2 separate regions of the Mus musculus genome follow, and region 2 is linked to region 1. The links are chromatin loops, found by intact Hi-C in ENCODE. Cell type or tissue: left cerebral cortex. All regions are shown on one strand. Links, peaks and the distances in the headings refer to the core of each region. The heading gives the core; the rest is flanking DNA.

Region 1 (2,899 bases), core at 281-2,780:
AAAAAAATTCTCAGACTGGGATTGGCAAAATATAGCTTACAGGCTGTTTCTATACCTACTCAGGGGCTGAACCGACTTTAACGTTAAGTGATTTAAAAGTCATAATGATGGGCAAGGGAATGTGCTTGCTGGTATGCAAGTTCATGGCCATCTTCATCTACATATCAAGTGCAAAGCCAATCTGGAACACACTGAACCGTCTCAAAAACAAAAAGACGGTATTTCATGACAAATTCAAATTTCGGTGTCTCTAAGTACATTTTTAATAGAAACACTATCATGCTCATTCTCTATTATTTATGTAACAGTTGGGACAGAGAGACCTTATGGCCCACAGCACCTAAATATATAATCCATTACAGAAAAAAATTTCAGCACCTTCCCCCCCCCCCCCCCCAAAAAAAAGCCACGATGAGTCTTATGTACAATGGCTGGTTTCCCATCCTTTCGAGTGTTAAAACCTCTCTAGGGAAGTTATGATCACCAGTACCGTTAGTGGGTAGGGCTCTCCTGTCCATTGACACTAAAGACAGTTACCTAAAAACTAATAGCAGCCAGAAAAGCCCATCCCTACTTTTCTATACTGTTCACGCCAAAGCCTGAGTCAGCTCCTTTCTGAGTCAGCTCCTTTATGCCGGGTAGCTCACCCCTAGGCTGCCACCATTCGTCTATACCTGTCCCCCACCCCCGGTTGTTCAAAGTTATAAGGAACTGGCCATTCCCTGGATGCATCTTCCTTCCTCACAAGCAGAGTGACAGAAGCCTGTCAAACTAGCTGAGGGCGCGAGATGGGTGGAATTCACACTGGAAAGCACTCTCGCAGGCCCCGAGCAAGGCTATGGAGCTAGAGCCACAGGCTGCTTTATCCGCGCACGCCCACCGCCGGGGAGCAAAGCGCAGAAGAGCTTGCGTCCGACTCCTGTTAGGAGCACTGCCCAAAAGCAGCGTGGGCCGGGACCCGAGTGTCCGGCGCTGCTAGGGCTAGTGCCCGAAGCCCAGCTTCACACGCGGCCCCGCAGCTCACGCTCTATTGCGGCCTCCGCCGTGCGTCGTCACAGACGCGAACCAGCCGTCTCAGAGAGAAGCCGCTTCTGGGCGCACGCGCGCGCAGCAGGGAGGGGTTGCTAAAAAGAGCCCAGCGCGTGGCGTCCCAGGGCCCGCGCACGCGCCCTGACGGCGCTCCGCCCATACGCGCGAGTACGCACGCGCACAGCCGGCTCGGCCCACCCCCCCCCCGCCCCACGCACACTCTATTTTTCTTCAGCCCCGCCCTTCCCTTACACTCCCCAGGCTGAAAGCGTTGGGGCTGTGAGAGCAGGGAAGTGTGGGGCGAGGTGGGCGGGGCGTTGCCCGCGCGCGCTGCCAGCCAGAGCCCGAGCTGCGAGAGCGAAGCCAGACAACGTTACCCAGCCAACAGCCAATAAGCAGCCGGCGCTGCCACGCCCCAGCCCCTCACGTGATTGGCTGAGCGCCGCCTGGTGGGCAGGGCCGCGGGCTTGGGGAGGGCAGGGGGCGGGAGGAGGAAGGCGCTGGCGGGCAGTGATGGCGGCGGGTGATGGGGACGTAAAGCTAAGCACCCTGGGGAGCGGCGGGGAGAGTGGCGGCGACGGGAGCCCGGGTGGCGCCGGAGCGACGGCGGCGAGGAGCAGTTGGGTGGCGGCGCTGCTGGCGACGGGCGGGGAGATGCTGCTGAACGTGGCGCTGGTGGCGCTGGTGCTGCTGGGGGCCTACCGGCTGTGGGTGCGCTGGGGGCGGCGTGGTCTGTGCTCGGGACCCGGGGCGGGCGAGGAGAGCCCGGCCGCCACGCTGCCGCGCATGAAGAAGCGGGACTTCAGCCTGGAGCAGCTGCGCCAGTACGACGGGGCGCGCACGCCGCGCATCCTGCTCGCGGTCAATGGGAAAGTCTTCGACGTGACCAAAGGCAGCAAGTTCTACGGCCCCGGTGAGGAGTGAGGGGTGTCGGGGTGGGGATCCGGGACACCCTATCCCCGCCGCGGCCCCGCTCCTGGACCGCAGCCCCGCGCACGCCCCCAGCTGCGGGCGTCGTGGGGGGCTCAGTGGCGCCCCACAGACCTGCGCTCGGCGTTCCTTGCCTTTCCCAATCCGTATCTCCTCGCAGCTTTTCCTGGGGCTGAAATTCTCAAAATTGTTAAGAGTTGTCTCTAGTCACGTTGGCGTTCAACCTTTCCTCGGAGCGTTTTGATTTCTGGGCTTTGTCGGGGCAAGAGGGCTAAAGTGGCGATCCAAAGTTTTTGGCCCAGTGTTAAGACAGCTTTCTTCTTATTCTGGGTTGTCTGTTTGACACTTGCCTACTTTTTCCCTTCTCCGGACTTGTCTGCCGAGAGTCAGGGCTAGGGACACGTAGTTTCAAGTCCCAAGCCCTGGAGCTCGGTTTCACAACCACCCCGGACTCGTTTTCATTCTTTTTCTAAAAAGTCGGTTTGGGCTCCAAGATGCTTTCCAAGATTAACAACTGTATGTAAAATGAGGACGGACCAGAACGTAAACCTTAATAAGTAAGACTGGCAAAGATATTGGCCCTGAGTGTAGGGGGTGGAGCTCATCTGCCCAGGAGGCAGGCGTGTCTCTTGTCTCCGACTCTCTCAGTCTCTCCCTCCTTCCCTCCTCTCCTTCTTTCTCTGCTAATAGTAAAATAAGTATTCAAATACCCGTTGAAAATAAATTATTGTATTTTCCCTTAGCAGAATGAGACGCCTTGGGGGGGTGAGGGGGGGCACGAACCTAGAAGCGTCGAACTTCTCGCCCCCTGCCCTGCATGTGCTGAAGGTTTTACAACTTTACTTTCAGAAAATTACGTGGAAGGTAGTTGCCGTTAGAGGCCCTTTTGCAGTGTAGTGGTAATCTATATTGCAGATTGTGCAAATAAACTTCAGACCCC
Region 2 (2,899 bases), core at 103-2,602, 240 kb after region 1:
GTTCAAGGAGTTCAAGAATTGAGACTGGGCCCCAACTCTGAGAGATTCCGGGTAACTTATCTCGACCTCCGGTCTTGATCAGATAGATAAGTATCTGCTTTACCCGTGTCCTAGGAGAGATGTGATCCAATGAAATCACATGACAATCTTATCTATAGTTAAGAAAACATTACTTTAGGAGACACACGATGACTTCTAGCAGCAATTAGCTGACAAGTCCAATGGCAGGGACAGAGACTAGGAAGTCAACAGTATCTGAGTCTGTTGAGTGTTTATGTTCCTGGTGCTGAAAGCAGCGGGTTGGAGCTAAGCAGGCTTTGCCTAGGGGCTGGTTTTTTGCAAAGTTGAGGTTCTGGGGCCCGGAACCAGCGAGGTTGTAGCCTCCTCAGACCCGACCTTCAGTCCCCTCAAGTGAGGAGCCGGCGGGGGCATCAGTGTCTGGCTGCCATCAGCCGCGACTTCCAAGTCTCTCAGGAGCGGAGTCAGGGGTATAACAGCGGCTGCCTACCATCAGCCTCATCCTCAGTCCCTTTCAGGTGAGGCGCTGATGGCCAGCAGGGTTGGGTCACAGGGGTCCCCAACGCCCTCTGTCGGACAGGACACTGCTGCCTTCATGCCGCCTTGCACGTAAGCAGATGACAGAGGCTGTTACTTACAGGCCGCTCGCCGAGGCACACCTGAAGGGGAACTCGCCAAGCCTCTGGCCACCACCGCTCTCCACGCTTAAGGCACCGGACTTTCGCCTCAGCTCGGACAGCAGAGAGCTGAATCTGCTCAGGTACAAAACAGCAGGCGAGCTGCCAGCCAGCCTGACAGGGAGGACGTCCTCGGGGCGGGGCGTGGCGTCCGCGGGACACGCCCCCAGAGGCCGGCTCTGGCCTTGCTCCACCTCTTCCGGCCTTCTCTCTGTTTGCCACCACCGCCTCCTGCAGGGCCCACACACTTCACATTTCCCTTCGGCTGCCGGTCCGCTTCCGGCCTCACGGCGCGCAAGCGCACTCGTAGGAGTGTTTTGACAGCTCCGGGCCTGGAGAAGGAGCAGGTGTCGCGAGAGTGGGCAGCGCGCCGCCTAGCGAGAGCTGGAATTATGGCGAACCTGGGAAGTGAGGCCGAGCGGGAGCCCCTCTTGGGCCCGGGATCACCCGGAAGCAGGTGAGCAGGCGGGTGGGACTAGCTGGGAACAGTGAGTCCACTGTCCGGACCCGAAACCCGGCTGCACATGCGCATGCCCAGCAACGCCTTCGGAGCCGCTTAGGACAGGCTCCGGGATAATGGCGTGTACTTGGGAATAGAGGAGAATCTTGGTGCTTGGAGAACTTGTGTACCTAGAAAGCTGGGCAGGGGGATGCTTCACAAAGGTCACAGCAGTTTCACATTGTAGCCCTTGTGCTGTGTGTCTTAAGCATCTGCCTGAATCCTGTTATGGTAATTCCTTCTTGCTTGAGAGCTTCTTTTTCTTCACTATTTTTCCTTTGTTTTGTATGAAGAAACCTAAGCTGCCTCCTTTACAGCAGACACTGCATTCTGTTGACCCTGTGTAGCTGTCCACTGTCACAAAAGCCCCAAATGGTGGTTTTAACCGACACTCAAGAGCTAAACTTGAGTTAGACTTTTCCTAACCTGCCTAATAACGTCTTCATATTTTGCAAATAAACCCACTTAAAATGACTCACATTTGCTCAGTATCACATGTCCAAAATAAAGACACCTTTAAGCGTTTCATTAGTATTTTCATCCTTGTAATTCTCATTTTGATCCTAATTTATGAGCACTAATTTAGAAAAGTTGGGCTTGTCTTACTGTAGCAATATGTATTCTTACTTTTACGAAGCAATAAGTATTATTTCATCGAGTCTTTTATTTGAAGCGCAGTGTGTGTTTTATTAGGTTCATTTTTTGAGGGGGAACGGGTGGCACATGCATCATGCTTTGTACAGAGGCCAGAGGATGGATTACAATTTTATGTTTCTTGATTTTTATCTTGAGGTGATTAAAATAAGTAGCAGTGTTGACATTTGTTTTAAAAGAGCTGCATCCCCCAGGCCTGTTGAGACCTTCGAAGCTGTTGGCTTCTGCCCTGCTTTTTGCTGTGCCGCAATCCTTTTGGAGTTCTTACAGCTCTATAGTTGCCCTGCGTATTCCACGCCTAGAAGAGGCCATCCCTCTTCTCCCTTTTGAAATCTGTCAGCAACCCTCATTTATGTTACCTGCAACTCCTGCCAACAACTTTTTTTCTTCCAGGCTTGTTATTTGCCGGGACCCTGAAGTTATTTTTACTTACTGTAATTTTGTGCTTCTGATGTACAGGCTCTGCCAGGCTAGAGCTCCCTGTTAGTCACGTGCATAGGGCTGTGGCATTTCCATTTCCTAGCCTTCTTTGTGCTGCTTGCTTTTCTTTTGTTGTATTTCATGTCTGGCCTGTGTTTTCCAGAAAGAGTGTGGGATCCTTGAGTTATATATGTACAGCTAACCACAGAAATATGATTTTGATTGAAATAAGCTTAAACACATTTTCTCTTACTTTTCTCTCCCTTTTAAATAAGTGATTGTGTTAGGCTTCATCTATAGGTGAAGATGGACAGATGTTCCTGTCCATGAAGAGTTCATTAGATTGAACTCTATGTTCTGTGTTTAGCATTTTAAAAATTAAAAGGAAATATGTATGCTGTTTTTAAAATCATAAGTTGATTCCCTAGCTATGACTAACTGCAGGGTTTGCTCACTTGTACTTTACTGTACAAAGTTCAGTATAGTAAGCCAGCAACCCTTATCAAACAAGATTGACTAATCAGGATTTATTGATGTAATTGGATTAGATCCTTCTTCTTTTCTTGAGTGTCTAGTGCTCTCAACTGACTTCCTTTATGAATTCTATTTAAGAGAACAGAGGCCGACCACT

Evidence for each region. Peaks named below come from ENCODE experiments on the same cell type or tissue, not always from the same donor. Only the 100,000 strongest peaks of a DNase experiment are listed, where the experiment ranks them.
Region 2: it touches region 1 in a loop (7-fold over the local background); 2 of 42 quality-filtered maps call a loop at or near these places.

What each region holds. Positions count from the first base shown.
Region 1 is chr3:41,081,638-41,084,536 of GRCm38, reverse strand. It overlaps Pgrmc2 (progesterone receptor membrane component 2), which reads left to right and starts at 1,491. Exons shown (of 3, transcript NM_027558.1): 1 at 1,491-1,942. The coding sequence starts at 1,543. In left cerebral cortex, for the core only: a CTCF peak has its summit at 1,477 (motif pointing left); DNase peaks (open chromatin) are centred at 640, 1,288, 2,219 and 2,500; H3K4me3 peaks cover 2,409 bases; H3K27ac peaks cover 1,789 bases.
Region 2 is chr3:40,844,894-40,847,792 of GRCm38, reverse strand. It overlaps Mfsd8 (major facilitator superfamily domain containing 8), which reads left to right and starts at 939. Exons shown (of 12, transcript NM_028140.5): 1 at 939-1,152. The coding sequence starts at 1,088. It also overlaps the pseudogene Gm2011. In left cerebral cortex, for the core only: CTCF peaks have their summits at 551 (motif pointing left), 885 and 1,090; DNase peaks (open chromatin) are centred at 589, 1,040 and 2,072; H3K4me3 peaks cover 2,122 bases; H3K27ac peaks cover 1,405 bases.